Regions from separate parts of the Homo sapiens genome. Here region 1 is linked to region 2. Evidence: read pairs that join two places in POLR2A ChIA-PET (ENCODE). Cell type or tissue: Panc1. All regions are shown on one strand. Each heading gives the region's core, and the rest is flanking DNA. Links, peaks and the distances in the headings are about the cores only. Region 1 overlaps RBMS3 (RNA binding motif single stranded interacting protein 3). Region 2 has its middle 120 kb from the start of STT3B.

What was found. Peaks named below come from ENCODE experiments on the same cell type or tissue, not always from the same donor. Only the 100,000 strongest peaks of a DNase experiment are listed, where the experiment ranks them.
Region 1: POLR2A ChIA-PET joins it to region 2 with 19 read pairs; 1 of 35 experiments calls an interaction of 5 or more read pairs at or near these places.

The regions. Positions count from the first base shown.
Region 1 is chr3:30,007,169-30,018,573 of GRCh38, forward strand. It overlaps RBMS3 (RNA binding motif single stranded interacting protein 3), which reads left to right. Exons shown (of 15, transcript NM_001003793.3): 15 at 1-3,218. Among named protein-coding and RNA genes, the nearest start is that of RBMS3-AS1, 79 kb to the left of the region's middle. In Panc1, for the core only: CTCF peaks have their summits at 5,980 (motif pointing right) and 6,183; DNase peaks (open chromatin) are centred at 5,963 and 6,183.
Region 2 is chr3:31,407,577-31,418,981 of GRCh38, forward strand. No RefSeq gene overlaps it. Among named protein-coding and RNA genes, the nearest start is that of STT3B, 120 kb to the right of the region's middle. RefSeq lists an enhancer at 4,914-6,113. In Panc1, for the core only: no CTCF peak of the experiment used is centred there; a DNase peak (open chromatin) is centred at 5,385.

The DNA of each region.
Region 1 (11,405 bases), core at 1,333-9,332, 1.4 Mb before region 2:
ACATTGTGTGGTAATAAACCAAAATAAGTTTTCAATATATACAGACAACAGAATTCAAATTTAATCAACAAAATATATTGTAGTGATTTGTTTGTTTGTTTGTTTGAGACGGAGTCTCGCTCTGTCGCCCATCCTAACTAGGACTATAATCTTTTTTTTTTTCTTTAAGTTGAAGTTAATTTTCTGTGCATTCTGGTCCACCAGATTTTCAAGCATTTATTTGGATGTTTCCATTTTTCCTTTTGACTTTAATAGCCAAGACTTAGCTTAAACATCAGGAAACAAACTAAAGCCACAATCCAAATGAGAGAAACACTGTCTCGTCTAAACTCTAGTTTCATGGTCAGTGCAACAGTGAGTTTTCTTTTAATAATGGTATGGTATTGTCAAGGGAGGCAAAGTGTTCATGGTAACTTGGAGCTCCCCAATACATGGCCATGTCTTCTAAAGACAACGTAATGAGCCCAAGTGAACTGAAGGTCATACTGGCAGGTGCTGATGACAGTTTGTCCTTGAATGCTGACATGTCTTGAATATTGCAAATGTCATAATACTCTTTTAAAACAGTCCTCTACCTGACTCTAGTTTTGCGAGGATTAGTTTGTTTCCTTGGTAGATTTCAACATTTCAGAATGTTACCTCCAAATTTCACTTGAATTACTTCCTCCTGTGACCTTAGCAGATCTGTCACATTTGAAAGCATATGACTCACTTCCACCCCCTTCTAATGAAAAACTGCATGGTGTTAAAAGCACTCTCATTAGAAATATAAGGCTGAGAACTGAAGAAGGCTGTTTAAAGCAGGAATTTCACTTTATTTTACTATGCCTAAAAATACATCTTTGGACCCCTTGCAAAGTGCTTTAAAAGTACTTTCAATTTATGCATGACTCCAAAAAAGTAATTTTTTTTTCCCAAAAAAACCTCTTTATTTAAATAATTGGGATATTTGCTAAATACCTATTTTTTTTTACAGTGGCCTAAAACCCCTATTAATGAAAAGTGAAATTTGATTTAATTAGGACTCTTGCAGTCATCTTCACGACTGAGGAGAAGTTTCAATAGGCTGTCTAGACATTATGATGTTAATAGGAGATTAAAATACATTTGGCAATTCATTTTCATTCTTAATTTGAGTGCATGAACCACTGCAGATGAGCTGATAAGCAGAAATTCTCAAGTGGGTTTCACTAATAAATGTTTTTTTATATGATTTGAAATCAAGTAAAGGGACAATGTTTATGTACGTGTATAACAACATTCAGCACATTTGAGGAATCACACACTATAATAAAGCTTAAACCTGTCATAGAACCTTGATCTATATTACTTTGTCTTCAGTAAAAAGTGAAGGATGAGATTTTGTCTTTCATGTTATTGTAGCTGGCATGCTTCAAAATTTTGAGCTTACTGGGACTGACAGCCTCTCACTTCAATCTGAGGGATTGACAGAATTTAAACAGGCTCATTGATTCTGTACACTCTACCCTTCCTGTGGCAAGTGATAATGGGATTTCATTAATGAATCAATTTGTTTTACAAATGACATCCACTGTGGCATTGGAAGACAGTTGGGTCTGACTCAAGTTTAACATTTCTTACCAAACATTCTTAAGTATGAAATTGGTCCTTTAATCCAAATGCTCTTGGTCATGGCTGTCCTTTGCGGATTACATAGCATTCAGGAAAGTACAAAAACTAAACACTAAATCCCCAACTGGCCCCAAAGACCTTTTATGATGTGAGAGACAAGAGTTCACCCCAGATTAATTTCTTTTATCATTGGCTTTATACTCTAACATATAGATACTCTCTATAGCAAAAAAGGGATGAATGGCTTTCAATATTCATTTCTGTTTATTTTTGTGAGGGAAAATAATATATCAAGAAAATTTTCTTCCACTTAGAAAGCTTTAAAGCTGAAGTAGAGGTGCAGTCAAGCTTGGATCTGCAGGAAGAACCACTAGGCCACTGAGTCATACTTGAGCTTTTCTTACTACTGCCCCAATTTCTAAATTGTGCATAAATACAATCACTCTCAATTTTTGAAGGGCTAATTATCTACTTTGTGGGTGTGTTTTGTTTTTTCTTTTCAGCGTGTAGGGCTTGGGCTCTGTTTCCTTTTATTAGCATGTCACCTGAGGGTGGAACAAACAATTGGAAATAAAATTTGATTATTTTATTTCTTATAAAGTATTAATTTCTTAAGGGGGTTTGAAATCATTGGTAAAATTAATATCAGTACATTATATGTCATAAATTTTGATTATCTATAATGTCTTTTCTTATCTACCACAAATAATTGAGAGTTGGCTAAATTCTTGCAGAATATATGGGAAAAAAATCATAGCAAAGAATTCAGCTTCCCTCAAAAGAAAGCTATTTTTGTTTCCTTCACTCCACTAAATTTGAACCAGTAGCACGGATCAACACGACTTCTGCAATGAGAGTATAACGGTAGCTCTTGGTACAGTCATATTCATATTTTTAAATCTTTCTTTGACCAAAACTATTGCATTGTTTTCATTACATTTTGACTGCGTTACTTATTAAGGCCGAATGACTTTGACACCCCCGTGGATTATTTTTATGATCACATCAAATTTAAACAATGTCCAAAGTGTAACTTTAATGTTATATTTTGTTTCAAACCCTCTGGTCTAAGATTATTGAGAAAGATGTTTTTTCCTCCTCCCTCAAATATGTTATCTCTTCATATATAAAAAAATAAGTTATTCCATGCTTTTCAGGAACTGTAAAAATTATTTCAAAAAGATATTTGAAAAAGTTTTCTCTATTCTGGACACAAATGCTTCCATTTATTTCAAAAGAAGAAGAAGAAAAATGGAATCTTAATTTAAAAAAATATATGTAGTAGTATCTGCTATGAGATATTCAGTCTCTATAAAAAAAAAAAGGGACACAGCTTCTTTTAAAACCCTTGTTTCAGTCCATATTCAACTTCATGGAACTTCTGAAACATCATTCAATTTTGAACTTTATTTAAGAGCATTTTTGTACTGCTGTCTCTGACTGTCATGGAAAGTTCTGTAATTCTAAGGTGTTTCTGGTTTTATTTTTAATTTCTTCATCTGTACCACAGTCAAATTAGCAACCATCTCCCCCATCCCTTGGGCTTTCTGTAGATCAGTGGATGTTAGGTTTAAACTTCTGTTTTCTTTGATGAAGCTTTCAATAAAAAATGAAAATAAAATCAATTGAATAGGGCTGTTGTGTTTTTCTGCACTCATCCAGAGACTGGTTGTGGGAGGAGGGCTGATAGGAAGGAGTGGTGCCCACCTTTAATCTGGAACAGTGCTGGAATTTTTTAAATAATCATCTCAGCTAACAAAAAATGACAGAGGAGAGAATATTCAATACATGCCAAGGGGACCTGAGAAAGCCACTGTTTGTGGGAATTTAGAAAGAGAGGACCATTTAGGTCTTCCCAGGGACTCCCACAATCTTCCTCATTCTCAAGTTTAGGGATTTAGAGACCACAGAACTCCTGTCTCCAAACATGCCTAACAGCTACCAACTACTTGATGAATCTTGGATGAAGGCCAGTTATATTTGACACCTATGGTTTGTATCCCTGCAAGGATTAAATCCAGGTCAACCAAAATCAGAAGTGTCCATTCCTCAAGTTACAGAAGACTGTGCTAAGCAAATAAAAAGAAAACCTATTTTTCCAGACCAGAGTAATCCAAGCTAGCTTGGAGCTCATATTTAAGAGCCAGTAATATCCTGTTCTGTAATAGTCATTTGCTGTGTTGTTCAAAAATATTCCATTCTACTGTAGAAGACAGGAAAACAAAGGGATACATGAAATTCCTATGATGTGTTAAACAACAAAGCGACCCTTAAGACAGAAAAGCTAAGTACAGCATGTGAGTGTGAACAAAAATAGAAAGGGAAAGAAAGACCAAGAAAACACTATATGTGATACACTAGATATATATATATATATGAGAAAATTAAGCATTCACTATTCATTAGGTCTTAATTTGCTCACTCTTTGTTGCCTTCCATTCTGGTACCCACAGCAGCTCATCAACCTAATTGGTGAATTTCAGTGGTTTGCCCCTGATTGTCTTGGAGGGAGTAAGAATGCTCCACTGGCTCCCTCTTTCATTGCTCAAAACCCAACTCTGGTATAACACACCATCACTGGAGAAGGATGATGTGGCAGAGGGAAAAGGAGTATATATACCAACATTGCAGAACATTCAGCTAGTGTGCTTCCACCCCTCTCGCACTTTAACCTCAATGAGTCAACCTACCCCATGACTTTCACCTTGTTTCTTTTCTGTGTATTTAAAATTGATTTAATAAGCCCCGTGCTTCTAGCATCTTTATTGGTCTGTGAGTCTTTCTGTTCTATGACTTCTAGTATAATCTGCATAACAGTGTAGTTGGAAGCTACCACTACATCAAGGTGATTTCCCACATGGCATCTTCTTGCTTTAGAATACATGCACCCAGGGGAGGCTGTGGAGAAAGCTCTCCAACCGGTGCCCAGGCTCTAAGAATATGTTGTGTATATACCATTTCCCTTTCTGAACATCAGTTCACATTGTACTGGCAGAAGAGAAAACTAGACGAGAAAACTGGAAGAATGGATTTATTGGATAGTTTAAGAAAGTAAGTGTGGAACAAAGATTTTTTTTTTTGAGACGGAGTCTCGCTCTGTCGCCCAGGCTGGAGTGCAGTGGCGCGATCTTGGCTCACTGCGAGCTCCGCCTCCCGGGATCACGCCATTCTCCTACAGGCGCCTGCCACCACGCCCGGCTAATTTTTTGTATTTTTTAGTAAAGACGGGGTTTCACCGTGTTAGGATGGTCTCGATCTCCTGACCTTGTGATTCACCCGCCTCGGCCTCCCAAAGTGCTGGGATTACAGGCGTGAGCCACTGTGTCCGGCCTGGAACAAAGATCTTGAACTTAGTTTTACCCACTGCCTTTGTTCTGTTTGGGCTGTTGTAACAAAATGTCTTGGATTGGGTAATTTATAAACAACGGAAATTCATTGCTCACAGTTTTGGAAGCTGGAAAGTCCAAGATCAAGGCACCAGTTTTGGGGTCTGGTGAGGGCCTGTTCCTCATAGATTGTGCTTTCTATGTGTCTTTACAAGGCTGAAGGGGCAAACAAGTTCTCACAGGCCTTTTCCATAAGGGCACTAATTCCTTTTATGAGGGCAGAGTCCTCATGAGCTAATCATGTCAAAAAGCCCCCACTTTTTAATACCATCACCTTAGGGGTATTTCAACATATGAATTTTTGGGAGACATAAACATTCAGAACACCACACCCATGTTCTATCAAAGCTTTCTTTTGATAGAAATTCTTTTTTGTTTATTTGTTTAGGATTAAAAAATAATAGTACTGCACCACCACCCAATATGCACAAAAATTTTGCTTCAAATTGCAAGACATTTTGGCATTTCCTAAAATGTACCTAGAGGTTTCTGGTGAAGAACCCTAGGTTACAAGGTATGAACACAGCAGAATGAAGACTAGGAAATGAAGAAACAAACTACATTTATTATGTGACCCTCGTACATAAAATAATCATGATTTTCTGATCTCATATCTATGCATTTTTTTACTGTCTAATAATTTATTTTCTCCAAGAAGAACAGAGTGAATTGTCAATTCTCAATAGTTCTAACAAGGTTTATGTTCCATTATGCCTTTTTTAATTGATGCTGATGAAGATAACATTTAACTGCTGCTTTCCAAAGGCAGTACAATGAAAATATAGCTCAAACTTAATCTCTGAGAATTTGATTATTTCTGGATTTTTTTAAGGAGTGACACTTTCAATAATGATAAAAGTCTCTCTAATATATCAAGAGACTGTATTTTTATTTAAATCTTTAGAAACAAAGGGAGATAGCTTTCTCACCCATGATCTTTAGGACGTTGTTAGGTTACTATTGTGGTAAAATGGTCACCAGGTGGCGCTGCTGTATTAGTCTCTAGTGGATTCCAAACCCAAATCCCAGGTTCTCTATTCCTACACAAAACCAGTAATGTGAGATAAGGCTGTTAAGAGAAAGAATCACTATTAACTGGGCACTCACTCTGTGCCAAGAGCTGCACCAAGTGCCCTCACATACTTGAGTTCATACAACTTTCACAAGAGTGCTCTGAGACAGGGATTGGAAAATTGTCCCCATTTCCCAGATGGGGCTTGGAGAGTTGGGCAACCTACCCATGGACCTATACTTAGGAAGGGCTAGAGAGTGCTTTAAAAATACATTCAAATTCTCAACCCCTGGCTTCAAAAATTTCTTCTGAAATGACTTTGGGAAATGCCAATGGGGAAGGCAGTTGTTTGTGTGTGTGTGTTCTTACTTGTTTGTTTTTAATCAGCATTTTTTTTTAATAGATTGCCTCACTTGGCCTGGGATTTGTGATTTCTGTAGAAGAAGGGCATTGGACACTTATTCTAATCACCTTAGTGACAAAACTCAACACAATTCACATTTTCTGTTCCAGAAATAACTTGCTGTTTCAATCTTTTCTGTATTTGAGTCTGTCTGATTTACTCTAGAAGGAAAGTACTTGTCTACCAAATAGATAGGTTTAACTTTTCATTGACTCATTCATTGAACAGTTTCTAGCAAATGGACCCTCCATAAATAATTTAATGATGCCAAAAGAGAGTAGGCATTCTTGTTTGTAAGGTATTGTATTCTAGTAAGTACCAGTTTGTGACATTTTGGTGTGAAATAAGATCAGAGAGTTTTGTGGGCAATATGTTTAACCCTTGCTGCTGCTTACTCCCTAGTTCAGCCCCTTAACAGAGTGTCTGTTATCTTTTTCCCAAGTGATCTGGGACATTTAATTCTTTTGACAGCAAGGAGAGTGGAATATGCCATTCTAAGTTGGACATAACTTTTCAAAGTTATAGGACTTGGCCATGTTTTCATGGTACAGGCAAAATCCACACACAGGATCAGCTAAGTACAAAAGCCAATGATTTTCCTCCTAATAATGCTGAATCTATTCATATGGCTTGAAGGAATGAATTGTTTGCCCAAAATAACTTTTCTATTACCTGGCATTTCACCATTATAACTTTATTCTTAGAGATAGATAACAAAATATTAGAAAAAATACCAGGCAAGCAGTGAAAAGAGCTTGGATTTTGACTTTAGGTATACCATCTGCAAAATATTTTTTCTTCCTTTCTGAATGTCAGGTTTTTTATGTCTCAAAATACATATCTTTTATTTCTCAGAATGATTATGATAAAACAGGCAATATATATATCATGTGTAAATGCTCTAAAAATTATCATCAATCAAGTGTTATGCATAATTTTAACTGTTTAGTTCTGATGTTTCTCTTTAAAGATGTTTTTATGAGGGTAACTCCTGAGAGTTAAAGACAAGATTAATATCTAAGAAGATGAAAGGAGGCAATGGTAGAACCAAGGTGACACTTAGCTACTTTGCAATGCTGCTCAGATTCTGGAGGACACAAATGCCAGGCTTGAAGCCACCAGCTTCCAGGCCACAAGAACAAGAGAACACAGAAACATAGCTGCTGGTTGAGCTAAATTCACCCACGATTTTGAATGATAATCCTATTTTATCATCCAATCACCAGACACGCTCTACCTTCTTAGGACTTCCTACATATCAGCATATAATCTAAAGGCAGCTACTGATGGAAGGGGGCAAGTGTTAACAATTTGAGAAGACTACTATACATTGTGAACTGAAAACCAGATTGAAGAACTAGGGGCAGAATCTTCTTTAGACCTCGAGTTGATAAAGCATGTTTATCCCAACAAGTAGACGGTATCAAAATAGTCACACCAATAGGTAGGTTGCATCAAACAAATATTTCTAAGACAAACTATTGCTACTAGAAAATGTAACAAGGTCTGGCCTCTAAAACACCTGAAACAAGTCTAATGAGCATAAGACAGTGGCTGTGAGATATATGCATAGCTCTGCCTCTTTGCCTGCTGCCATGATCTCCCGCCCCTCTTGTCTTATGGTTGATTTGTTTCCTGTTTGTTTTGGGTTTTGATTTTTACTTTTTACTAAAATGCAGTAAGATAATAAACAAACAACAATATACCATGAATGATCAACACAACGATGTCCACAAGCTGAATACACAAGAATAACCAAGAAACAGAATATTATTAGCAACCAAAAAGATATCACTTTCCCATGCTCTGTTTCAGTCATTATGCAAACCCTTCTTCCAAAGGTAACTCTATCTTGAACTCTAAAACCCTAGAATGATTTTTGTTGGAATTTTACTGTACATAAATGCAAGCTGGCATGTTTTTATGAGAATATAGGTGTTATACATGAAGAGAAAACTAACATTTTTGCTTGTGTTTGAAACCGCAAGATATCTATTATTCCTCTGAAAACTATACACATGGCTATATTACCCAAATTTTAAAGACCTTCAGTTTCAGAGATCAGACAAATTATTTCTACCATCTCTTCAATGTTTAACATCCCTTATAGCTTAGCAAAAGTCCTAAACTAAATGTCCATGAGAGAGTATTAACCAGCCTATTTTATTTTATTTTATATTTTATTTTATTTTATTTTTGAGACAGGATTTCACTCTGTTGTCCAGGCTGGACGGCAGTGACACAATCTCAGCTCACTGCAACCTCTACTCCCTGGGCTCAGGTGATCCTCCCATGTCAGCCTCCTGAGTAGCTGGGACAACAAGCGTGCACCACCATGCCTGGCTAATTTTTTGTAGAGATGGGGTTTCACCATGTTGCCCAGGCTGGTCTGGAATTCCTGAGCTCAGGTGAGCCATACTTAAAAGCAATTGGTGAGTCCTAAGGAAAGACTGGTTGTAAGGCTTCATTTAAGGTTTGGTGGCATGTCATTTATTGTCTGCTTATTCAGACAATAATTGACATGGGGCAGCTGATTCCAGACTTCAATGGGAGACCCTCCAGAGCTAGAAGTTGCCAATATACCATCGTTTACAAAGCATATCATATGGAATATATTAAACCCACGCCCACCAACTAAAATGACAACTCCTTTGGCTTCTGATTATAATTTTAAATTGCTTAGGGCTTTCTTACGTAGATTTTGCCATCACTTTCTTACTTTCCTGACACTGAATCTTTCAGGTCAGTGATCAACCAGGTCTCTTTATGCTACTACCCAGGTATGTGCTTTGGGGTTTACATAGCATTTGGGGTGGAGAGATTACCATGCATACATCCTTTTACCATTGTGGTCCTGCAAGCAGGAATCAAAGCCTTTGTAAAACTAACATAAAGCCTACTACTTTGGTGAACCCTCTGCAGAATTTCTATTAAAATATGCATTGTGGCCGGGCACAGTGGCTCACGCCTATAATCCTAGCACTTTGGGAGGCAGAATGGAGATGGATCATTTGAGCTCAGGAGTTTGAGACCAGCCTGGCCAACATGGTAAAAACCTGTCTCTACAAAAATACAAAAATTACCTGGGTGGGGTGGTACGCACCTGTAGTCCCAGTTACTTGGGAGGCTGAGGCACGAGAATCACTTGAGTCTGGGCTGTGGAGGTTGCAGTGAGCCAAGATGGCACCATTGCACTCTAGCCTGGGTGACAGAGTGAGACTCTGTTTCAAAAAAAAAAAAATATATATATATATATATATATAATTTTAAAATATTAATATATTTTATATATTTTTAAAATTTTAAGGCACAATGCATATATGTATATATATACACGTATATATATACATATATATGTATTTTATTTTTTATATACACATATGTGTATATATATGTGTATGTGGACATATATATACGCTTGTGTGTATATACATATATATATGCATTGTGTCTTAAAATTTTGGTAAGAGAAGTGAGTTCTTTGAGGTTCTGATATGCCTGAGTCTGGGTATCAGGGATTTGACTTTTGCAAGATCTCTTTCTCACGTTCTCTTTGTCTCTTTCTGGAGATTCCTCTCCAATTTTCCTGGTGGGAGTTTGGAGGAAAAGCCTGCAAGAGGGAGCACATTCTGTTATATTTGCAGATTCTCTGGGCTCCACACTCTCACACTAGCCCACAGGCTGTCTTTAGCAACTCATTAAGAATGTTTAGGGGAATCATATTCCCGGGCTTATATGGTATACAGGGTTGAATGGTGTCTCCCTCCAGACCTGCTCAAAAAAGATATGTTTAAGATGTAACCTCCAGAAGCTGTTAATATGACCTTATCTGGAAATAAGGTCTTTGGAGATGTAATCAACTTAAAATGAGATTAGGGATTAGGGTGGGCCCTAAATCCAATATGACTGGTGTCCTTATAAAAAGAGGAAAACTTGGACACATATGCACACACACACAGAAGGAAGACAGCCATGTGAGAACCAAGGCAGCAACAGGAGAGATGAAGCTGCAAGCCAAGGGATGCCAAGGATTGCCGGAAGCAACCAGAAGTTGAAAGGGAGGAGTGGAACAGATTCTTTCCTAGAACCTCAGAGGGAGCATGGCTCTGGGACACCTTGATTTCAGGATTCTGGCCTGAAAATCAAGAACTGTGAGAAAATAAATTTCGGTTGTTTTAAGGCACCTAGCTTGTGGTACTTTGCTATGACAGCCATGGGAAGCTAATACATAAGTGCTGTGCTGGACTCCTATTGACTCCAGTGGGGATGGCACCATGTTCAAGAGGCCAAAGAACCAGAGCCAGTGAAGGAGACACAGGGTTTACTGGGGGGACTTACGTATGGTGTGGTTCAATGGCAGTGGGCTGAATAGGAAGACCACTACTGTCTGTAGAAAGCATGCAGTTTATATAGCACTTTCACATCACACATTTCACCTAGCAATCTCCACTTACCCCAAAAACAAAGGGCCTCTATTCCTTGGACCACCTGTGTTCCAAGAGTTAAGCCGTGAGTTCCTTCACAGATAAGGAGTGAATTTCCGGGCTGGTCACTTCCTGATTCCTTGACTCAGAACTCTAAAGCAACATGCTTCTTAGACCATAGGGTCATTCTCAGGGTTTGCTTCAGTTGTGACTGTCAGGTGCCTCTGCCATGCAATAAGACATGCACAGAAACTGCTGCAAGCAAGCAGATGCTTACTCAGGTCCTGTTTTTCTCAGGAGATACCTCTTTTCTAAGATTTTACTATAGTGAGTTACCCTGTGACCTCAGTTTTCTGATGGCCTCAAGAAAAGTCATCAAATTTGCAGCCTGTCCAACATTTTCAATGTTGTAAGTGTGGAGCTCTCTATCTTTCTACATGTCTGAGCTGAAACTAGAATTCTTGATTATGTTAGTTTTTAATTTCAAAATCCTAACCAAATTTCCTTAAATAAGACGTGTTACTCTGAGGCTTAACTAGGAACCAACAAAAAGAAAGACTTTTGACTTCTGTAATATCAGTTTTGTT
Region 2 (11,405 bases), core at 1,570-9,569:
AATAATGTTCTATATCTTGATTGTGGTGGTGATTACATGAGTGCACATCTTTGTCAAGTTTCCTGAATTGTACACATAGAATGAGTGCATTTAATAATATATTAATAACAAGTACCTCAATGAAATTGATTTTTTTAAATATCCCCTAGCAGTACTTTTACTAAATCATGAGTTAATCTTTTTGGAATCTAAAATAATGCCACAGAGATTTCAGCAGCACGGCCCAGGATTTTCTTTTCCAAGTTTGGATTTCCTCCAATTCTGGCCACCAGCATGAAGTGGAAATATGTCTTCATTTGTTCCTTGTAGCGTTCTACCCTCCTGTGGGTACTTTTGAATAAAACACACACACGCACACCTCAAAGAGTATACAATACAGTTTATCTGAATATCTTATAGAAAGGAAAATTATTTAGTAATGAACTCTTTATGTAGCTTGGAGGCGTGTGCAAGATATAGCTTGGAAGAACAATTCAGTCAAGGCAAAATTATGGGCATCTTTATAAAAATGCACTTGCATATGAAACAATATTAAAAGTGGAATTATATTAAGCAAGAATATCCTCTGAACTGTTATACGTGTGGTGGGGGAGGTGGAGTTGGGGACATTTGACTCCATCAGCTTCTTACCATTAAGAGTTTCCTCCAACTGTTATAGGTAGTGTGGTGGAGGTGGAGCTGGGGATTTGTCTTGAGAAATAGTCCTGGATTCTGGAATTTTCTACCCAACCCAGGGAAAATTCCATTTTCAGCCCAAACCCCAATCAGGAAATGATTCTTCCTAAAAACGGGGAACAGCTAAAAAAAAAAAAAAAAAAAAAAAAACTCCTCCTTACTCCACAGCCCAGAAAACACAAACAGGACAGAAGGCTTAGTTCAGATAGAGGGACCGGAAGAGTCTGAACTCCACCCAGAGAAAAGTCTTTTTTGGGTAAGGAATTATTTAGGGCCAGGCATGTTGCAGATGACATAGGAGGGAAGCAAACCTCTTAAGCAAAAAGTGGGTACTTAGAGTGACCCTTTTGAAAGCACGTACACAAACTCTAACAACTTTCTGTGAACTTTAATGAACAAATGCTTTACTACTAAAATGAGAGAAAAAAAGAAATAAGATACTCTAATATTAAACCAAGACAGAGCAAAGGTTACCCAGCAAGCAGAATATCAAAAGAAACAAAGAAAAGAGGTTGATGTCCAGCATTAGAACAATAATAGTAATAGTGACAACTGTCTTGGGCACCCACTGTGTGCAAGGACTATTCCTAAGCACTTTATCCTCATATCATCCTTAGTAGCAGTCCACCCCAAGGGCAGAATCAGGGGACAAGGCCCACAAGACCCTGGAAATATGCCAAGTATAAAACCTCAGGTCAAAAGGTCACACCACACACTTGTCTTTCAAGTCACCTACTTAGCCCTCTTCCAAGTATAATTATCTTCCTTTTGTTCCGCTCTAAAGCTTTCTAATAAGCTTTCACTCCTGTTCTAAAACTTGCCTCGGTCTCTCCTTCGGCCTTATGCCCCTCACTTGAATTCTTTCCTCTGAAGAGGCAAAAAGTGAGGTTGCTGCAGACCCGTACAGATGCGGATTCATCGCTGGTAACAATAGTGCTTAGTTAGGTTCTTTTAGGTTGCACGGACTAGGCACCTCCAAGTTACTTTACAATTATGCTTTTAAAACTTTCCCACCAAATCCTCCTAACAGCTGAACCTATATACCTCCAGAGGCTCTGGAAGCCATAATATTTTTTCTCTCTCTCTTCCTTACCTATTTTTCATAAACAACTTTGCTGAGGTGTAGTTTTCAGACTGTCATATTCACCTGTTAAATTTACAACTCAACGATTTTTAATAAATTTACTGAGTTGTACAACCATCACCATAATCCAGTTTTAGAACATTTCCATCATCCCAATATGATCCCTCATGCCTGTTTACAGTTAATCTCCATTTTCACCACCTGCCCCAAGCAACCACTAATCTGTTTCTGTCTCAGTAGATTTGCCTACTTTGAACATTTTATATAATTGGAATCGTACAATATGTGGTCTTTTTTCATGTGGCTTTTTTCCCTTAGTGTAATCTTTTTGAGGCTTATCCATATTGTAGCAGATACCAGTACTCAATTCTTTTTACTGCTGACTCGTTTTCGCTGTATGGAGCCATAGCCTTTTTCATTGTTTAGCAAATCTGAAAAAATATTGAAGCCTCAATGTTTACCTTTAAAATTTATTCAAGTGTTGTATATGTCTGTGTTGGCCTTAATATGCAGATGTTTTAAATGACATAGTTTTCTTCAAATTGTTAAGAACTTAACTGTTACTCCGGCTCATTTCAGACTTCATTGGTGTGAAAGATAGAGCCTCGGGTAATGGAAGTTAATTACAGGGAAGCCCGCAGAGAAGAAAAGAAGGCAGGGTAGGTGAATCTCAAGCCTTTGTCTAAGTTACCAATCACAGGTCCAAGCAGTGTGGCTGAGTCAGCAGAGTCGCATGGGACCAGGAAAGGCAACACTAGGCACTAAGAACTGCCCGTAGTAGACTTCCTGAGAAGCAGGCAATGGAGTTTCGTGACCCTCTGTCCCATATATTTAGAGTTCTCATTTCAAAGTCTTTAGTCATTCCCAAACTAATATTTCTGTAATTGGCTTCTGAGTTCCAAGATAAAGATGCCCACCAGGTACTGGTATAAAGAGATAGGAGAATGAGGCGAACCATCATGACAATTGCAGTCAAGATTTTGAGGACTAGAATATTGAAAAAAGTGAGCATCTCTCTTTAAAAACTATTGTTTTAATAAAGGATTATTTCTGCTATATAGAACAAGTAGCTACCTCTACCTTAATATCCCAAAAGCTTACTCTTAAAGATAAGCCCTTTTTTGCATGTTCTAAAGCTCTTTTTGTTGACTTTGTCAAAACTTGGAACAACCCAATGGGGCTGTTAATTAATTCCACAGATGATCAACTTGCTCCCTAGCTGAAGTTCTATTAAAAGCACCATCAACTCACCACCAAACGCTCCCTAGCTGAAGTTCTATTAAAAGCACCTTCAACTCACCACCAAACGCAAAGATCTTGGTTTATAATGTCATTTTCCAATAAAAGAAACCAAGGCTCCTTGGAAAAATAGTTGATTCTAGAACTGGGGCAGGAAATATACAGGATGAGCCTGGAGCATTTTGCAGTACCAGAAAGTAAGGAAGTGCTTAAAATAAAATGATGAGGGTACGTCAAGGGACACAAGAGCCAACCTGAAAGATCTCCCAACAGCCAAAATCAGAAAAATTTGAGAAGCAAAATAAATAATGTAGTACTGGATTAAAATCCAAACTGTAAAATAAATATCCATGAGTCCCTACTGATATAAATAAATTATTGAATAAATAAACAAGTGGGAAGAGAAAGTAATCTCCAATACAGAAGAATTCCAAATTATCTGTGTAGATATTCCTTCCTCAAGGAAGTAGAACTTAACTCCCCAGTTCTTGAGTGTGGCTGTATTTAGTGACTTACTGCTGAAGAGTAGTATGTAAAGGGAGAAAAAAAGCTTCACAAAGGAGAAATCTGGCAAATTACATTGGCCAAGCAATCAAGGTTAACGTCATCAGTGATAAGTCATGTTGATAACAGATACCCCTCAACTAAAGTGTTGAGAGAATGGCATTTTACTTTCATGGTTTCCTTCTAAAAACCCATAACCACAGTCTAATCATTAGAAAAACATCATATAAACCCTAACTGAGGGACATTCTACAAAATACTTGACCAGTACTTCTTGAAACTGTCAAGGTCATCAAAACCAAGGAACGTCACAGAAACTGTCACATACCAAAGAAGCTAAGGAGACATGACAAATAAATATAATATGGTATCCTGGATAGAATCATGGGACAGAAAAAGGATGATGTTCTGGAGAAAAACTGATGAAATCTGGATAAACCATAGAGTTTAATTAACAGTAATATGCCAATGTTGATTTCTTAATTGTGACAAAAGCACCATAGTAATGTAAGATGTTAACATCAGGGAAAGCTGTGAAATACATGGGATCTCTCTTGACTATCTTTGTAACTTTTCTGTGAATCCATGCTATTCTAAAACAAAAACATTATTTGCAAAAAAAAAAAAGAAAAAAAAAAGCAAACATCAAGTTACAACCAAAGAGTTACTTCAGAAAATCTCTCTACAGAGAAATATGCAGTAAATCAGCCTAACTATGGGCAATCAATGGTTATAGAAACAGGGACTTTTTCCTTCTTTTTTTTTAAGGAGTTATTCACTGCAAGTCTGATGTCATCCATACCCAAAAGCCCTGAGCTGCATAATGATGATCCAGCCTCCTGTCCCAAGCCCCTACTCAAATACCCAAAGCCTAATATTGTTTCCACGTAACTGTCCCCCAGGTCTCTCAAATGCATGTGACAACAATCCATGTACAATAAAGCTATGTATAGTGGTAGACTATTATTTTAATAGTTCAAATATCCAACACAGACTCATTTTCAGGAAGGCTGATGTTTGTGAATTCAGCCTCTTGGCCGGCCCTTGTGATTTACTCAGCCTCCAAAATGGATGAATCCATGTTATAAACCATTTGTGAACAAGGTCCACTGGCAAATAACCCAGTCATTCCTTAATGGCCAGAGCAGTTCTTGGGATCATTCAAAATAAACTGAAGCTAATTTTCTTTTGGTGCAGGGATGATGAGGTAGAAGTAAAGATTAGGAATAATATGAAACCCCTCACTAATTTTTTTTTTTTTTTTTTTGAGACAGAGTCTTGTTCTGTCACCCAGGCTGGAGTGCAGCAGTGCGATCTCAGCTCACTGCACCTTCTCGAGTAGCTGGGACTACAGGTGCGTGCCACCATGCCTGACTAATTTTTTATATTTTTAGTAGACAGGGTCTCACCATGTTGACCAGGCTGCTCTCAAACTCCTGACCCCTGGTGATCCAGCCTCCCAAAGTGCTGGGGTTACAGGCTGGAGCCACCATGCCTGGCTCCTCTCACTAAGATTCTAAAATCAGGAAGTTGGGCCCTGAGGCTGGGCCTGCAGATGAGAATTAAGACTCTCTTTTGCAGTTACTTTCCCTCCATCTTTGATTTGTTCTTTCGTCAATTATTTGTTGAGTGCCTACAATGAACCTGAAAGCTGTGACCTATTACAAGGTGGTTTTTGAACACCTAGAACAGAAGAAAAGCAAATGGAACCAGAAATGAAATAAATCAAGCCAGGAACTACCTGGATGCCAACTTCCACAGTTCTTAACCCAATGGTACATGGCATACAGTAGGTGCTTAATTAAATATTTGTTGAATAAATGAGTAAACACATCAAGGCTTCCCCATAAATACCTGTCTGAATAACTGCATCAAAGGCTGGGTCTGATGGCAAATTAAGAAACTATTCTGCGGTAAGAGCCTTTGGAATGACAACACCCAGGAGTGAACTGCAGAGACTCTTTACCAAACACACTCATCCTGGAGTTCCTGTGAGTCAAGGCAATGGAATAAGTGCAAGGAGCTTGTTAAGTTCCTTATTACAACATTGCTCCTGTATTTCCCAGGTCTCTCTAATCTTCATATTAGCTGAGTAAGATCAATACATCCTTAATATAAACTGAATGATTATTTGTGAACAAATCTTTAAAAGCAGAGTAATCAACATGATGCTTTGGAGAAAGTATTGAGTTAGAAATTAAGAGAAGAGCATTCTGGTGCCAGGTGTGTCTTCATTCTCATAGAACTTTAGACAGGTTATTCTACTTCTTTGTGACTCTGTTTCTTTTCCTAAAGAAGAGGGTGCAGTGAAGAATTAGACTACATTATCTCTCTAAAATCCCCTCAGGGTCCAAAATCTTATAATTCTAAGGCTATTACTCTAATAATTATAATACCTATTCATAGATTGCACTGTTTGTTTTACATGCTTTCCAAGTATTGTCTTATATAATCCTCACAACAATTGTATAAAGTAGGTACTATTATTCCCATTTTCAGATGAGAAAACTGAAGCACAGAGAGGTTAAAGATCACAGGCAGTCCTCATGATATCATGTTGACTGAAACTCACATATATTGAAATCATGCAAAGCAAGGGCACTGATCTGATATGCACATATTTTTGTTTGTGCAATGTCTTGAAAGCTAATCACTGTACATAAACTCAAGCAATTCAAATTCAGAGTCTGCATGCATAGCTTCTATCTACACCAATAGTTCTCAAAGGGTAGTCCTCAGAACAGAAACATCATCATCCATGAACTTGGTAGAAATGCAACTTTTCAGACCCCAGTCCAGACCAACAGAATCAGAAACTCTGGGGCTGCAGCTTAGCTGTCTGTTTGCAAGCCCTCGAGGTGATTCTGATGCAGGTCAAAGTTTGAGAAGCACTGTTCCACAAGTTCCTGTTTAGTGACCCCTAGAAGATGTGGTGATGGAAGTCAGGAAGCATAGTGCAATGGTTGGGGCATCCTCAAAGTTCATCTACTCCAAAGAACTAAGCATCCCTTCAGCAGAGAGACAAAAGCCATAAAAAGGAAACATGCAGAAGTAGGGTCAACTTTGCAAGCTGGTCCTTTTCTTTTTAAGAGATGGAGGTCTCGCTAGGTTGCTCAGGCTAGTCTCAAACTCTTGGGCTCAAGCAATCCTCCCACCTCAGCCTCCCGAGTAGCTGGGACTACTGGTGCACACCATCATGCCTGGCTTCAGTTACCTTTAGAGACAGCATTTTTTTTCTTTTAACCATAGCTCTTCAGTGAACAAAGAATAAGGAAAAAAGAAACCTGTTTTTTCCTTTAAAACTGTTACCCATGACCTTTTTTTTCAGGTTGAAGTGTCTTCAGGATGTATCCCTGAGTTTCCAAAGCACTAGGCAGGGATTTAGCTATGTGATTCCAATTAGACTCCACAGGAGAGAGCTGGAGCCACTGACAGGTGCTTTGAAGTCCTTACGTCTGGTGGACAGTCTGCCCTTCTTAGACACAGCATCTGATATTCTGACACTGGTGGAAAGCATCTGATAGCCGTCTTATTTCTCTTCGGACCCAGTGCTGTTCATTCAGTGGCCTTTTTCTAAGAGGCACACCAGACTGTCAGCTTGCTTTCTTAAAAAAATGAAAAACAAAACAAAACAACAACAACAACAAAAAAAACAGAAAACAAAAAACTCCAGGCTAAGATATTCAAATTGCCAAACCAATGGTATCATGGGGGACCATTATAAAATCCTCTCCTAGTTAAATCCGCATGCCTCAAGGAGCAAAAAATTAATATACTGCCGTTACACAGTTGAGAGGGAAAATTAATTTACAGAGAAACCTTTTCTAAGACATGTTCAGACTGCCTGGATACCACTCTAAATGGAAGCATTATCTGCCTTCCCAAAATAATACACCATATGCCCTAATCTGGCAGACACAAAAATAATTACATGACTCTGGCAGAGCCAATATGCTTGCTAATAAATGGAAAAATGAGAATAATGCAAATCAAAGTTAAGTTCAACCGTTTTTAGAATTGTGGTAGGGAAACTATCTACTACAATTAAATATGGTAAAAGGCAGAAAATGGGTCTCTTGCATAGATTTCAAAAGCCAAATCTGGCTGGGCACTGTGGCTCGTGCCTGCAATTCCAGGAATTTGGGAAGTTGAGGAGGGAAGATCATTTGAACCCAGAGCTCAAGACCACCCTGGGCAACATAACAAGACTCTGTCTCTACAAAAACTCAAAAAAAAAAAAAAAAATTCCAGGCACTGCAGTGCCACCTGTAGTCCCAGCTACTAGGGAGGTTGAGGCAGGAGGACTGCTTCAGCCCAGGAGTTCAAGGCTGCAGCAAGCTATGATTGTGTCACTGCCTTTCAGCCTGGGTAACAGGGTGAGACCCTCTCTTTAAAAAAAAAAAAAAAATGCCAAAGCTGCTCTCAGGAAACCCATTTAATATGTATCATACATATCAAAGAATACAAGGAATATTAACATGGAAAAGACAGTTGCTTGTGAATAGGTGAGGCAATCTCATAGGATTCCAAGCCATCAGGCAATTCCTTTTCTAATAATCCATTGTTATAGGGATTCGGTGAGGGTTCTTAATAAAACCAAAGCTCAAAATGCCAAATTCCACACAATTACCTTCAGTTTTTGGCAAAGAAAACTAAATGCAAAATGTGGTCTGGAAGTTGGATTTGCATCAGTGCAAACCTATTTCAGATGATAGAACCAAAATCATGAAAAACTCTAGCCTACAGTCAAAAATCACAATCTAACATTGGTGTATTCTTCGGAGCTCTCTTTTTCAGGTAACTGATTTTTTTTTTTTTTCCTGATCATGTTCTCACAAAGCTACCAGGAATTCTTATTTCTAAGCTCCTGAATCTTGATGTGTATTAAAAAGTACTAAGTAGGCCAGGTGCGGTGGCTCATGCCTGTAATCCCAACATTTTGGGAGGTCGAGGCGGGCGGATCACGAGGTCAGGAGTTCGAGACCAGCCTGGCCAACATGGTGAAACCCCGTCTCTACTAAAAATACAAAAATTAGCTGGGTGTAGTGGCGGGCCCCTGTAATCCCAGCTACTCGGGAGGCTGAGGCAGGAGAATTGCTTGAACCTGGGAGACAGAAGTTGCAGTGAGCCAAGATCACACCACTGCACTCCAGCCTGGGTGAGAGAGCAAGACTCCATCTCGGGAAGAAAAGAAAAAAAAATGTACTAAGTAACTGGAAGTATCAAGTCTGATTCCACATGACTATGAAAGAAAGATGTGGAGACAAAAAAAAAAATGGTGCTTCTTTTACCTTAGAAAATATCCAATTTTGATAAGAAAGTTTTTTTCCTGCAATTTTGCTCTTTATCTCCCCCACCAATAAGCCCTAGCAAGCTCTCCTATCTTTAGAATAGAAGGAAGAACACGGTCCTAGTGGTGAAACACTGGTGTGGGGAACCTAAATTAAAAGCACCCAGGCTCTCATATGCTATCTCAAGGAGCAAGCAGAATCCTGCTACACTACTGGGGTAAGAGGTGAGGCATGGCAATCTCTGCAGGAGGGGCTTCAGCTTACAAGCCCCTCTTGTCATCCACAAGGAAAAATCTGTCATTGTGAACATGAACCTTTAGGGAAAGAGTCCCTCCCAGAGTGCTACCAAATAAAGTCCCTCGAGTCACTGTTGCCAATTAAATTCCAGGAGAAAGACAGTGACAGATGTGGGGGTGCCAGTGGATTTGAGCTCTGTTAGTACAAATACCTTTGCAAGGGAGTGTGCATTGCACAGAGGAAAGCAGCAGTAATGAAATATTTACGTATTTATAAATATCCAGGCATTAACAAGCTTGCCAAACTCATTCCATGCATTTTAAAGAGTGGTTCCAGGAAAGAAAGAGGAAGACATGGCCCTTGATCAAGAGATGGCCACAGATCTAGGAAATCAGGCAGAGTAAACCAAAATCTCCACTCCTGGAGAGTACCCATCATTTTTATTGCTTCAAGGACAACCTTTGACAGTCATAGAAGAGATTATTAAAAGTCCAAGCATGTATCTAATACAATGCCTCCGAAAGCATTTTCCACCCTATTCCCAAGAGATGATCCTGGGGCGGGGTGTGGGGGAAGTCCTCTGGCTAGACAAAGGCTCTGAAAAGTCCTACAGTAAAGAAAGCTGCTAAATGTTGTTTAACCCATGTCGCTGACTTCTTCGGCCATAAGAATCCTTTTATTCACCAAAACATACATCTCACATAGTCCAAATTATCCTTCACACTACCCAACATAGTGGAATTTAATTAGGAAAACTGTATTTGCTTACTCCATATTTTAATGTTGAATTAAACCACAGTGCATTTCTTTTCCTGTGTGGAAGGAAAACAATTTCCTTTAAGAAAGAAAAAAAAAAAAGAAGAAGAACTGAATCAGCATGCCTATGAGGTTCTGCTTGATTTAAATCTTTTTTTAATTTATTGTTCTGGTACCCAGAGGCCAAGGTCAGACTTGCTTTTCTATGAAGACAAAAGTAAAAGACATGACTGCACTACAGGTCATTCTCTGACACTCTAAAGCAACAATGGAGAAACACGACAGGTCTGAGGTGGGCAGGGACTTAGGAGTATTTCTGAGAAGTGTCTGATTTTGATTGATTGCTGGTCTAGCTTATCTGCTTGTTACAGTTTAGGACAAGATCTAACTCTTTTATAAAGTAGAGCCCTGAGTTATTTACCTGGATCCATTTCCATTTAAAACAAATTCTGGAGAAGTGGTGATGGGGAGAGATTAGTTAACAATAATATATTATACAGTTTCAAACAGCTAGAAGGAGGATAGTGAATGTTCCCTGCACAAAGAAATGATAAATGTTGAAGATGATGGATATGCTAATTACCATGATATGATCACTCTACATTATATGCATAAGACATCATTGGGTACCCCATAAATATGTATAATTATTATATGTCAATTTTGAAAAATAAAATATAAAAAAGGAAATTCTCAATGTGAAACAGAATTACAGTTAACCCTTGAGCAACACAAGTTTGAACCTCATGGGTCCACTTACACACGAACTTTTTTTCAATAAATACAGTCGGTCCTCCATATCTGCGGGTTTAGCAGAAAACCAAGCACAGATGGAAAATACAGTATTTGCGAGATACAAAATCCACAGATATGAAGGGCTGGCTTTTTTTATATGTGAGTTCCCAAGAGTCAACTTTGAGACTTTAATATGTGTGGATTTTGGTATCTGAGGGGGTCCGGAAACCAATCCCTCACAGATACTGAGGGAGACTGTAGTACCTCCTCTCCACCTCCCACCCTCATCTTGAGCCAACTCACTTATTAGCAGCTCAGTGTGGCTCACTTGCCTACCCACCAGCTCTAAGCTATTTATACTCTAGGATCAGCCCTAAGTCCAGGCTGAAATGCAAAGATTTCCCTGCTGAAACAGGAATGGCCTTTGATCCTCCCTTAATTTATTTCTGTATTAGTCAGCTATTACCACAATAATGCCACATAACAAAATACCTTAAAACTCAGTGGCTACAACAACAAATGTGTATTTTTCTCACTCACAGTCCTCTGGGTCTGCTGGGATGGTTCACTTTCAACTGCTGGTTGGCTGGCTGAGCTCCAGGCTGTAGGTTGTGTTCGTGTCTGCTCCATGTGTCTTTTTATTTTGAGCCCCAGGCAGAAAAGACAGTAAATACGTAGGTATGCTTTCCTTTTAGTGGATCACTGGAGCATAAGAGACCTTGCCCTATAACCCAAGCACAGGTAAAATATCTGTTTCTGTCATATCTGCTAGCATTCTACCAGCCAAGAAACATCATACAGCCAAGCTCCAAATCAATAGGGTGTGAAATTGAGGGAGAAGGGACTGAATATTTGCTGAACAATAATTCTAACTACATCACTCA